Linked DNA regions of Homo sapiens: region 1 is linked to region 2. The links are chromatin contacts, found by Hi-C or POLR2A ChIA-PET in ENCODE. All regions are on one chromosome and are shown on one strand. Each heading gives the region's core, a stretch centred on a gene start or an enhancer-like site at or near the end of the contact. The rest is flanking DNA. Distances are from core to core; before and after follow the strand shown. Region 1 overlaps SIPA1L2 (signal induced proliferation associated 1 like 2). Region 2 overlaps SIPA1L2 (signal induced proliferation associated 1 like 2).

Region 1 (5,774 bases), core at 2,042-4,541, 120 kb after region 2:
ATCAAGATCTAGGGCAGGATGTATGGCTGCATTATATCAAGTCAAATATTTGCATTTCTCAGTATTTTAAATATGAACGTTCTTATCCAGCCACCCACCGCAAGTCAGACTTAATTACTATCTATTTTCAAACCAATACAGAAATTTCAATACAAGGATAGCTTAAACATAAGCAAACAGGATTGCCAACCACAAGAGTCTGTGCAGCCACCTTCATTTATATAAGAAATAATCCTGACAGCAGCAATATTTTCAACCAGAAAAGCAGTTAAACACCATTACACAAATCAGAAGAACATTTGGAAAAACAGCTGATTCTGCCTTTTGGAGCATTAATAATTGTGGCTGTTTTTGCTACTATGATCAAAATTAGCAGCAGCAGCAGTAGCAGCAACGTTTAATCTCACTTAAAGGTATCCAACACTACTGTCTTCTTAATGCAGACAACAGAACCAAGGCTGGCAACTCTTCTCCCCTCGGGAGGTGATGCATTTCATTGAGAAAACGTGAGAGGTGCGTGGGCTAAAACAGACAGAGACACTAAAGTCCTCTTTCCAAACTGTTATTTAAAATAGTCATGACTATTAAAATATTCAAGAATATTTTAAATGGAAAAAAGGGGGAAGAGCAACATGGAAGAGGTATTGCTAAGTCAACTCACTAGGTTCTGGCTTAAAGCAGAGTGCCATTGAGGACAATGAAACAGAAACAGTGGACTGGGAGTGAGGAGACAGGTAAAGACCAACCAGGAGGGAAAACAGCAAAGACTGGAAAAAAATCAAGCCCGAATGGGAATCCTCCTACCACCACCTATTAACTCCTAGGTGGCCCCAGACAAACTACCGTGCGTTTCTATGTCTGTTTTCTCATCTGTAAAGAGTTAATGAAGCAAACAGTAGGGCTGGTGGGAAGATTAGATGAGATAGCAGAATGCATGTGTTTGGGACCTAATAGGCACTCCAAAACCAAAAAACAAAAACCACAAAACACTGGTGTAGTCCCTTCTGTCATGTCCCCCTAAAATCAGTTGTTTTTATTATATGACCCAGAACCAGCTCTTTCTCCATCTGTAAGAGAAAAGGGGTAGACCTGAAATACTACCTAAGAGAGGAGCCCTCACAACTTCAACATCCAGTATCTAAGGAACATTGGCTGCCAGCAGATTTACTGCTCCATGCTCACTGGGGAGGCCTAATAACAAACTAGTTTAACAACAAGCTAACTGAGGATGAGCCACGAGAATTTGAAAAATTTTTAAAAAATGAAGGACAATATGTCAAACTGACAAAGCAGTAGTACTCCCAAGAAGAGCGGTGGGAATTTCCAGGAAGGAGAGAGGCCCCAGTGGGGGAGGTGAGAAGAAGGCCTGGAAAGACCCTCCAGCCTCCGCAGACAGAGCGCTCCAGGCTGCCCACAGCCCCAGAGAGCAGGAGGGCGGAAGGGTTGCGCTGGAGCAAATGATTCAGATTCCTGTGAACTGTAAAAGCCTTTTAAAAAGCTACAGCCGGAGTGATAGTTTAGCTGATGAGTTGAGCCTTAAAAGCCAGGCCAAGGAATTTTAACTTTTCCATGAGAACAATAAGGTTATTTTTTATTTATTTATTTTCCCCATGAGAAGAAGTCTCGCTCTTGTACCCCAGGCTGGAGTGCAATGGTGCGATCTCGGCTCACTGCAACCTCTGCCTCCTGGGTTTAAGCGATTCTCCTGCCTCAGCCTCCTAAGTAGCTGAGATTACAGGCGCCCGCCCCCACGCCTGGCTAATTTTTGTATTTTTAGTAGAGACAGGGTTTCACCATGTTGGCCAGGCTGGTCTCGAATTCCTGACCTCAGGCGATCCACCCACCTCGGCCTCCCAAAGTGCTGGGATTACAGGCGTGAGCCACCACACCCGGCTGAGAATAGTAAGTTTTTAAGCCAGAGAGGGTTAGATTTATATCAAATATTTAGTGTCCAGTGCCTCACAAAGAGCAACCGGTGATTAAATATCACCTTTTATTAATACTGATAACAATATGCTTATATACTGCCTTTACCTGGCATTACAGAATTTTCTTAATTCTTAGGTAAAAGGTTGAAATCAGGAGATTGGTAGCTCTCACTGACTTATGGAACTGGTAACTTGCCTGACACAGACTAAGTAATTAGTAAATATTCGTTTTCTGCTTGTTTCTTTTTCAGAGAAAGGGTTGGCTGGAGCACAGTGGTGCAATCATAGCTGAGGCTCAAGGGATCCTTCTGCCTCAGCCTCCCAAGCAGCTAGGACTACAGGCATATGCCATCACATCGGGTTAATTTTGTATTTTTTGTAGAGCTGGGGTCTTGCTCTGTTGCCCAGGTTGGTCTTGAACTCCTGGGCTCAAGTGATCCTTCCACCTCAGCCTTCCAAAATGTTGGGATTATGGGCATGAACCACCACACACAGCCAATAAGTATCTGTTGAATCAAAGAATGCTTAAGTGAATGGATTATATCTAGCAAATATAGTATAAGAGAAAGAAATAACATTCATGAAATAAAAAAGCAGATTCCTGTATTTTAACACCATAAAATGGCCACTACAATTGAAACAGAAGACTTCCCTGACCCCCTTCACTGAATGTACAACGGGGGGTGGCACCCCTTATGGAGGGGGAGCATGCACACAGGCAGGTGCAGGAACCAGGGGGAGATCTTTTGGGCTCCAGCCACACAGCTGCATCTAGGGGTGGGTGCCTGCGACTCCCAAAGCCCCAGTGGGCATGCTTTTAGCTCTGCCATCTGCAGACGGCCTAAGTGTTAACCAGCTCAGTGCCCTCTTGGTACTCGGGTTCTTGTCTGGAGTCCAGGAAGCATCAGGTCACACACAGACTTGAAGGATGGTGAATTCAGGGGTTTTACCGAGTGGTGGAGGTGGCTCTCAGCAGGATGGATGAGGAGCTGGAGAGGAGGTAGAGTGGGAGGATCATCTTCCCCTGGAGTTTGGCCATCCAGTGGCTGATCTCCTCCCCAACTGTCCCTAGTCGAACTTCTCTGGATATTCAGATGCTCCTCCTCGTCTCTCCTTCTCTGCTGCACTGTTCTGCTGCCCTTCTCTCTTCTGTTCATCTGCCCGTCTGCTCATGGAGCCTGGGGTTTGGGGTTTATATGGGTACAGGACGGGGGGGCGTAGTGGGCCAAAAGACAACATTTGGGCATGAAAACGGGAATGCCTGTTCCCACTTAGGGCCGTGGATTTCCAGGCTTGGGGGTGGGGCCTTTGTTGGAGAACTGCCCTCTTCTACCCAGTATTTCCCTGTTTCCTGTCTCTTGTCCATATCACTATGTGACACGTTGTCTCTGGCCTCAGCTACACGTGGAAAGTGGCCAGGCTGCCAGGAGGCAAGGAGCCAGCACAGGATTTAGATAGAGGAGTTAGCTGCTCGACTGTCTCCTATATTTATACTCTTACCCCTGAGCGTCCATTTAATGTTTTCTTCTCCTTATAAAATACATGTCTAAATCCTCTTCTACCATAAAACTCATTTTAAAAATTGGTCTTTTCTGTAATTTGTGAATATTTATCTCCATTATCAGACAAATTCCAAGAGTACAAACACATATTTATATTCATTACAGAGGTGAGCCATCTGTAAGTGATCAACAAAAACTTTCTCATAAAGAACATAAAAGCCATCAACACAATGAAAATTCTGATAACCCATGTTCATTCTTTCATTTAAGCATTAAGAAGTTACCAAGCAGCAAGGCCCCATGGTAGGCAATGAGAAATACCTAAGGCATGAGCCCTGACTCCATCCAGGACATTTATAAACTACTGCAGGAGGCAAGATTAACATACAAATCTGTCCACAACACTGGTTTCAATCTCTAAAAAGTTATTTTTTCCACCAGAGTAACTATTAAGAATCAAAATGGATACATTTGGTTTTAAATTTCTATCTTCATCTCCTGTCTGTCTCTCTCAGAGATAAATGTTAACAAGCACTAGAATTATTTAAATGCAGTCATCAGAGCAAACCAGAAGAGAAGGACAAATGGAGAACAATCTATAGGAGAGACATAGCAGATCAGTGGCTGGACAGTCTGAAACTTCAATAACAGGACACAATACAAAGAAGAAGGGCTCCTACAGGAAAGGATATGGTGAAGTGGCTGTGCTAAAAGAAGGGATTATGAAATAAAATATTTACATTTAAAGTCCTAGTTTTAACAAACTTACTTTATCCAGCCTCTCAAATTCCAAAGCCTTCAACAGGAAAAGTCTTTCCACAATGCTACCCTAAAAATAGTTCCCTTTAGTCTTTCTCAGGATACCATGTAGATTTCCCTTCAGTTTGCTTTTGCAACAACACTGGTGTCACGAAGAATGAAACGACGACTTATTTTAACTAGAGAGCAATATTTATGTTATGCACACATATCTTGACACTGTCACACACGTGCTGATGTTTTCTTTCTAGAAATGGGATCTGCATCAGCCGTGTTTGGTGTGTGCCCTGGCCTTGCAGCTGTTGTGCTGGCAAGTTGGGTGTTGTTCCCAGGCATTCCACGGAGTTTCTTGGTTTAATTTTATCTAACAGGCTAAAAGGGGTACAATTATTTTTTATCAAAATAACAATAAGGAAATAACTTCCAACAATGAATTTCTAAGTGAAAGAATCTGCACATCATACATTTGTGTCTGTAATTAGCAAAATTAAATGTCCCTTTCTCTCCGTGAAGTATTTAGCTTGCTTCCTTACAATAACTGTCCATGGAATAAAAGCAAATAAACAAGAAATTGAGTTTACAAACTTATGGACATTAATTATTCAATTTTGGCAGATGCTTTTACTTTAAAATCAGTTACAATACAAACATGTGAAAAACTTCTAGGTTCTAAATCACATCACTAATCTCAGCAGTTCTGAGAAAACAAGTGACTCTTCTTTCGAACAAATGAAACCACCCAAACATTATTTATCTTTCAGCTGCACTACTCCCATGCCCAAAATTAAACAGAGAAAAGTTTTCAGACTCAACAATTCACCTCCACCGGTAATCTGAAGCCAGAGTGGGAGAGCAGGTATTTGTGGAGCCAAGTCTGAATGTAATTCTATTTACAATGCCATGCTTTGCCCCCCTAAAGCCAACCTGGAGCAGCATAACCCCACCCTGATCTTTATCACCTCCAGCTGGAGTGAGGAGTCAGGTTCCCCAAGGTGTACTTCTAACCAGAATTCCCCAAGACAGACTAACCAAATGCCTAATTAACAGAGAGAAGAACCTCCAGTTGCTCCACCATATATAGGCTCTCACTGAAGTATCACCAAGTCTAAGACAAAGCAGACAGCTGATAAACAATCCACTTTCTTCAGCCCCCTCTAAGGAAGCCTCAACAGCCAAATGTAATCTAATAATTAGCATATGTAAGAGTAAAGGTCCAGACCATGACATCAGCTTCACAGAAAAATCAGCAGATTCAAAAAAGATCCACGGAGCCTATGCAGTCTTTGGAAATTCTAAATAAATGAAAGGATGAAAGGACAGAACAGCAGGGGATAGAGAACTCTACATTCTAGGTCCTAGAAAGCACAATACAACATTTCTAAACAAAACTATTCTGCAAATTCTCTATTACAGAAAAAAATCTATCCATCACAAAGGTATTAGCTCACAAGGGTATTAACTGAAAAGTTGCTTCCCTAGCAACCTCCACATTGCAACAATGTCCTTGAATAGCATTTTGCAGAGACGGCAAGCCATAGTTAACCCAGAAGACTGTCAACAGTTCAAGGATCACCTAAACTTGGTG
Region 2 (5,746 bases), core at 2,070-4,569:
AGGTTACTCACGTGCAAGTTGTATGCCTGTGGCAGGAAGGATGTTAAAAACATGGCCGGGGAAATCTGATAGAAAAATGGGCAACATTCCTAAACTGATTCTTCAAAAGAGAACAAACTCAAATGGTGAATATATTTGTCGGAGAAGGTGCTCAAACTCAGTTGTCTCCAGGGAAATGCCAATGCAAACCACAATGGAATAGCATTACATACTCACCAGACAGGCAAAAATGGGAATGCCTGACAATACCCAGTGACCCAGTGTTAGTAAGAACTGGGGCAATAGGTACCTTCCTACTGCTGGTGGGAGTAAAAAGTGCATGAAACAGTTTGAGCATTACCTATGAAGGTGTGTGCACCTGCAGAGCTTACGATACAGCAATCCCACTCCAAGGGCGCACACACACAGCAAACCCCTGCTGCACGTGCAACTGTCAACATGGAACAATGTTGATTAGAAGCACTGATTTTAAGAACTCCCCAATGGCAGCAACCCAAATCATCAATAGTAGAAGGATATTCGATTAATAACTATGAATGAATACACGGAATACTCTACGAATGAATGGACTGAGGCTACAGACGACTTGGGCGATCTCATGAACAATGTAGAGAAGAAGCAAGTCACAAAGAATACAATGATCATGAGCCAGTTGCTTAATAAAGTTCATAAACAGGTAAAAGTAAACAACATGTCATTCAGGAAAATGTAAAGAAAATGAGGGGATGATTATCACAAAAGCCAGGTTAGTGGCTACCTCAAGGGAGAAGAGAAGGGGTTGTAATTGGGTAGGATGCAGAGAGCTTCCAGACACAGCAATGTTCTAGTCCTTAACCTGGTGGTAGTTACAGGGGTGTTTGCTGCATTATCATATGATACAACAGCAACAATACTGAAACAGACAGAGGCCCTAAAAACAATAAAAATTTTCAAGGTTAGTAATTAAGCTAAGGCCAGAAGGACTACCCACCCCCGGCTGACTGAGAAATTAAGTGGACAGTTAACCACCACCAGAAATATCTTTTTCTTAAATTAGAAAGATCAACAATATGTTTTATGAAAAACAAAAGTTACTTTATAAATATGAAAAATTTTAAGAGTTTAAATTATAGGTCTAATCTCAGCGTTCAGAAAGGCAGGTGGGCTTCACTTTCAGCAAACTTGACACGTGAGTGCAATGCGAGGATTCCGGGTCTCAACATCAGCTCTGTCCATTACCACTGCCAGACCCTGGGCAAGTTTCTTAACCTCAGTTTTCTCATCTGTAAATTGAGGATAATAACAGTATCTACCTCCGAAGGTTTCTCTGAAGATAATCTGAGTTAATATTAGTGAAGCACTTAGAACAGTGAGTAGCATAGGGTAAGCATTATATAAACGTAGTTACAGAAAGTGACCCAGCAAAGGATTATTCACGAGTAGGAGTCCTTTCTATTGAAAGAGTTTAACACAGGGTTCCCGCGGTAGCAAGCTCCTCCAGTATGCTGTAAATATAATCTTATTCTGAAACCCCAGGTGAGCACAGACCTTTTCTGATACATGTATAAAGCAAGTCTCATAAAAGACGAATAAAGTATAAAAATAAGAGTGATATTAAAATGAACTTTTTGTAGAGGTTCAAGAGGAAATAAAGACACAAAATAAACGGACCCATTTTCAGGGTCTCTGCGTTTTGGAAAACACTGCGGTATTAAGTAAAATTAACCAACCAACAAACAAAGCGCCTCATCTACTCCTATGAAGAAACTTAGTTGCTGGTGGCTGGTCTGGTGCCCTTGAGTATGACTGATGGCTCCCTCTCTCTGGGTGCTAACTGTGGGTCTCGGGAAGACGCTGCACTGCCTCTACAATGACATCCACACACATGGAACACCAGGTCGGGAGAACAGTAAAGCAACATGACCAAGGTGACCTGAGGAGTAAGGCAAGCAATCAACAGGCATGAATAATAGGAGCTAATGGACTCTTCCCATTCACTGGGGTGCACGCCAGTTAGGGAGCCCTAACATGAAAACTGTGTGTCTAGACAACGAGCTCTGACGCCCTGTATGTTATTTTCCCAAGTGTATTTTGAAAAATTTCAGAGCTACAGAAAAGGGAAAGGATAGTAGCATAAACATCCACATACCCTTTTTCAAGATCCACTAATTCCTCTCTGAACCATCTGATAATTAGCTGCAAGCCTAAAGACATCATCATACTCCTATATTTCAGCATTCATTTCCCAAGAATAAGGACATCCCCCCAGTAGTTAACCAAGTGATGATCATGTACAGGACATCAGGCATTAATGCAATACTGTTATCTAACAGTCCACATGCTAGTTTCCCCATTGTCCCAATAAGGCTTATGGCCTTAGTTTCCCCATCAAGAACCTGATGAAGGACTGTGCACTGCCTTCCACTACCCGTGTGTCTCATGTATTTTAAAGCCTTGGATGATCCCCGAGATGTTTCGTTGTTAAAGGCTGGGGCACTCAAAGTCATGGTCTAGTTAATAAGCTGCATGTGTGTAGGTTACTCACCTTTCCCCCTTAAAATGACCAAAGCGTATAGTTTTGAAAATGTATAGGTAATGATAGCGTGATCACAAACTCTATGTATTTTTCCATTTGTTTTATAACATTTTCTAAAAATTAGATTTCATTAGAAATGTATTTTATCCCAACTGTAAGATGTTTTAAAGTTAACTTGAAGAACAAATGTACAGAATCCATTTGATGAGCAATGTGGCATAATTCCTTGTTTAGTAGCAGTCGTATCATTACAGAAGTGTTCTCTGATGCTGATAACATTCTAGAATGTTGTCCACAAACTTTTCATGAATTCTTTCCTTCTGGACTAATGCTCTTCTTTCGGAGTTATACTGCTGACGTCCAGTCATTTGTACCAGGAGAAAGGTACGGTGGCATGAATAATGATAAACAGCCCAACGTCGTGTGTGCCATTTACAGGAGAATCCAGAACATGGGGTTTGTTTTTGCAGTTGATTTATTTCATTTTGCAAAGCCTTAGTTAGGTTAGCATAAATACTGCTTGGTATTCTGAGCTCCTATCTAAATGCCCTGCCCTCGAAGAAAGAAAAAAAATGTGTTTGCTAAATTAAAAGAACTGAACAGCAGGAGAAAGCAGGCTAGATATATGCTTGTTCTGCTTAATAGATGATTCCTGTTCCCCTACCCTCTTCCTCACAAGAGTGTAACTTGTCTTGAAGAGTTGTAAGTCCTCCCTTTGCCTCCTTAGTACAATCTTGGAATCATGCCATATACACAATTCTGTACTTATTTAACTCCCGGGTGGCTGCCAAGGAATGTGCGTGTGTGTGCCTGGGGCTGGAGGAGGCTGCTATGGTGTCGGTTGTGAAAACCCAGAGTTAAAGAATTAAGAGTACACCATATACTGATTGGGGCTCCTGACACTGTGAACTGGGAATGGTGGATCCCACATTCCTCCTGCTTCCCTAGGTTACCCAGGCACTGGTTTATTAACTCCATCAATAAGCATTTATCAAGCACTTTTCCTAGTTCCTTTCTTTATTCAAAAAATATTCAGATGCCTGCCATGTGCACAGAAGCGTACTAAGTGTTGTGGATACAAGCGAACAAGATAGGCCACGACCCTATCAGCTCAAAACACGAATGCTCCAGTGAGGAGAAGGTGGCGATAAGTGGCCTTCTTGTGGGAAGGAATATGCAGTAAACACAAACAATTTTATTTAGGGGTGGGTGCTGTGAAGAAAATAACACACGGGTCAGGGGCACGGAGCACTTGGAGGCAGAAGTGTGGGTTTAGGCAGGATGGTCACCCCGGTCAGTTCCTGAAAGTTTATTCTGCTCTTCTGTTACCTGGGCTACTCCCAGTCACAACCCAAGCCCTCCAGCAGTAGGCCTCGGCTTGAGGGGACTGCAAGGCTGCCTGAACTGGGACAGGAGAGGAAAGCAGGGGGGCTAAGGGAGCCTTCCTCATGGCCACCCATGCCCCAGCTGGGGTTGGCATTTCAGAGTTTGCAGAATCTTTGTGTGGCTTGATAGGTTGGTCCCTCGTCCTCTAATGAGTCACCTGCCTTTCACTCAACACACAGAAAACAAGGCAAATGCTGTAAATCCCATCCCTCCTCCTCGCCTCCTGTGCAGCTCGGGGGGCACGCAAGAGGAAGTGTTAAAAAGATTTCATTCAATGACTGAATTCCATGCTGAGCAAAAGCCTAGGATGCAAGTTGAAATGTGGCTTCAAAAGCCACCATCAACGAAGAATTACAGGAAAAGGGCAGTCAAGTGGTAAAAGATTCCACTCACTCAACATCTATCACTTATACAACAGCTGGGCCACATCCAATTTAGAGTGGCGGAAGAAAGTAAAATCAATCAGAAATCCAATCTAGCACTGTCATATACTTTCTAATAGTCTAGCCCATTAAATTTGCCAATGGTTAAGGTAGTCATGAAAATCCATTACAAATACCGGTAAAAAGCCCTACCAAATATCAATAAACGAATGTACTCTGAAGGCAGTCTCCATAGAAATTTTACTTAATAATAATAATACAAAACTCTATTTGTGATGCCAATGACATCTGTCCAAAAAGGTGTCATGAAATCAGCTCTTTTACAAATCATCTCAACTTTGAACTAGATGTTAGCAGGTTGTGCAATCCCGAGATGGTCTCCACAGTATGACCACTATTCCTGAAATTAAGCCAGGAATAATTCAGATGACCAAATTCACTGATAATCCTTAATTATTATATTAGTTATTAGTACTAAACCTATTTTAAGTCAAATTATTAAATAGAACTGGTAAAAAAAGTAGTAGGAATGTCTATTTTGAAAATAATCTTCATATCCTAAGCTCCCTCTGCATGGTGGACACACATGATTTCTACTCTCTGGCATCCACTCCCCCTTCTCCAGGTCAAATAATGTCCTGCTTCTCTTCTGGGGCAGTGGCTGTATTTGCCATTCCTCAGCTGCACAGCTTGGTGACAGGGACTGACCCCCAGCCCAGGCTGAGGGCCCCAAGTGCCGTAGACGATGCTACCCCCTAACCACGTGATTAGAGCTAGGAACATGTGAGGAGATACGGGGGTGGTGTGGGGGCAGGGGTTGGCTTTGGAGAGGGCAGAAACCTGTTTCTTCTGCAGAAACTAGAAAAAAACCACTTTCTACCCGGGGACAGACGAGCGTGACTGTGGGAGGTCTGCAGGTGGCACAGCTGTTTTCAGCCAAGAGAAGAATGCTGAGATTTTGGGAAATGGTCATGTGGAGTGGGAAGATGGAGGCAACCTGGTCCTGGGCAGTATCATTTTGAGACGCTGGGTCAAGCAGAACCTTGAAGTGCTAGACTTGTTGTTTACATAAGCCCCAATATGACCCTGGTGGCATGAACCAATCAGCATGGAGTTTCTTTAACTTGTAATGTAAAGGTCCCTGAATGACACTCAGTATCCCCTGGCAGTGGTGGGGTGAGGGGGGACTTTGAAGGGGAGCCTGAGGAACATAAAAAGCCTTTCACCGTGACTGCTACAGGTCTGCCTTGAGCACCATCATTTGGAGAAATGCTCCCTCATAGCACTAGGTACCTGCAAGAAATATTCCCATTCTTAGTTCATCTGACTCTGCCCTCCAGCATTGTGGGCAGGAGTCAGAGAGTAACTTGGAGCTGAATCAGGGAAGGCCTTGGAAACAAGCAGAAAAATGACAGTGGTAGTTGCTATAAATAGTTAAATTCTGTCCACAGCCAAACTGAAT

What was found. Hi-C counts contacts between places; a loop is a spot of excess contacts on that map. ChIA-PET counts read pairs that join two places held with the same protein, here RNA polymerase II (POLR2A). Pooled maps may share reads with other maps.
Region 1: a loop to region 2 is called in a pooled map of gastrocnemius medialis, with 2.1 times the contacts of the local background. The contact joins two enhancer-like sites. A Hi-C loop is called at or near these places in 1 of 168 maps with a recorded cell type or tissue (psoas muscle) and 2 of 50 pooled maps. POLR2A ChIA-PET finds 5 or more read pairs at or near these places in 3 of 52 experiments (GM10248, HEK293 and MCF 10A).

Annotation. Positions count from the first base shown.
Region 1 is chr1:232,550,245-232,556,018 of GRCh38, forward strand. All of the region lies in intron 2 of SIPA1L2 (signal induced proliferation associated 1 like 2), which reads right to left. Among named protein-coding and RNA genes, the nearest start is that of SIPA1L2, 77 kb to the right of the region's middle. RefSeq lists enhancers at 893-1,421, 1,422-1,949, 5,639-5,774 and a silencer at 5,039-5,333. Within about 2 kb of position 3,292, at least 6 of the 41 ENCODE cell types and tissues checked have a DNase peak (open chromatin) inside an H3K27ac peak, as active enhancers do.
Region 2 is chr1:232,432,657-232,438,402 of GRCh38, forward strand. The region is part of intron 15 of SIPA1L2 (signal induced proliferation associated 1 like 2); the gene reads right to left. Among named protein-coding and RNA genes, the nearest start is that of SIPA1L2, 190 kb to the right of the region's middle. RefSeq lists an enhancer at 3,482-3,651 and a cis regulatory region at 3,567. Within about 2 kb of position 3,320, at least 3 of the 41 ENCODE cell types and tissues checked have a DNase peak (open chromatin) inside an H3K27ac peak, as active enhancers do.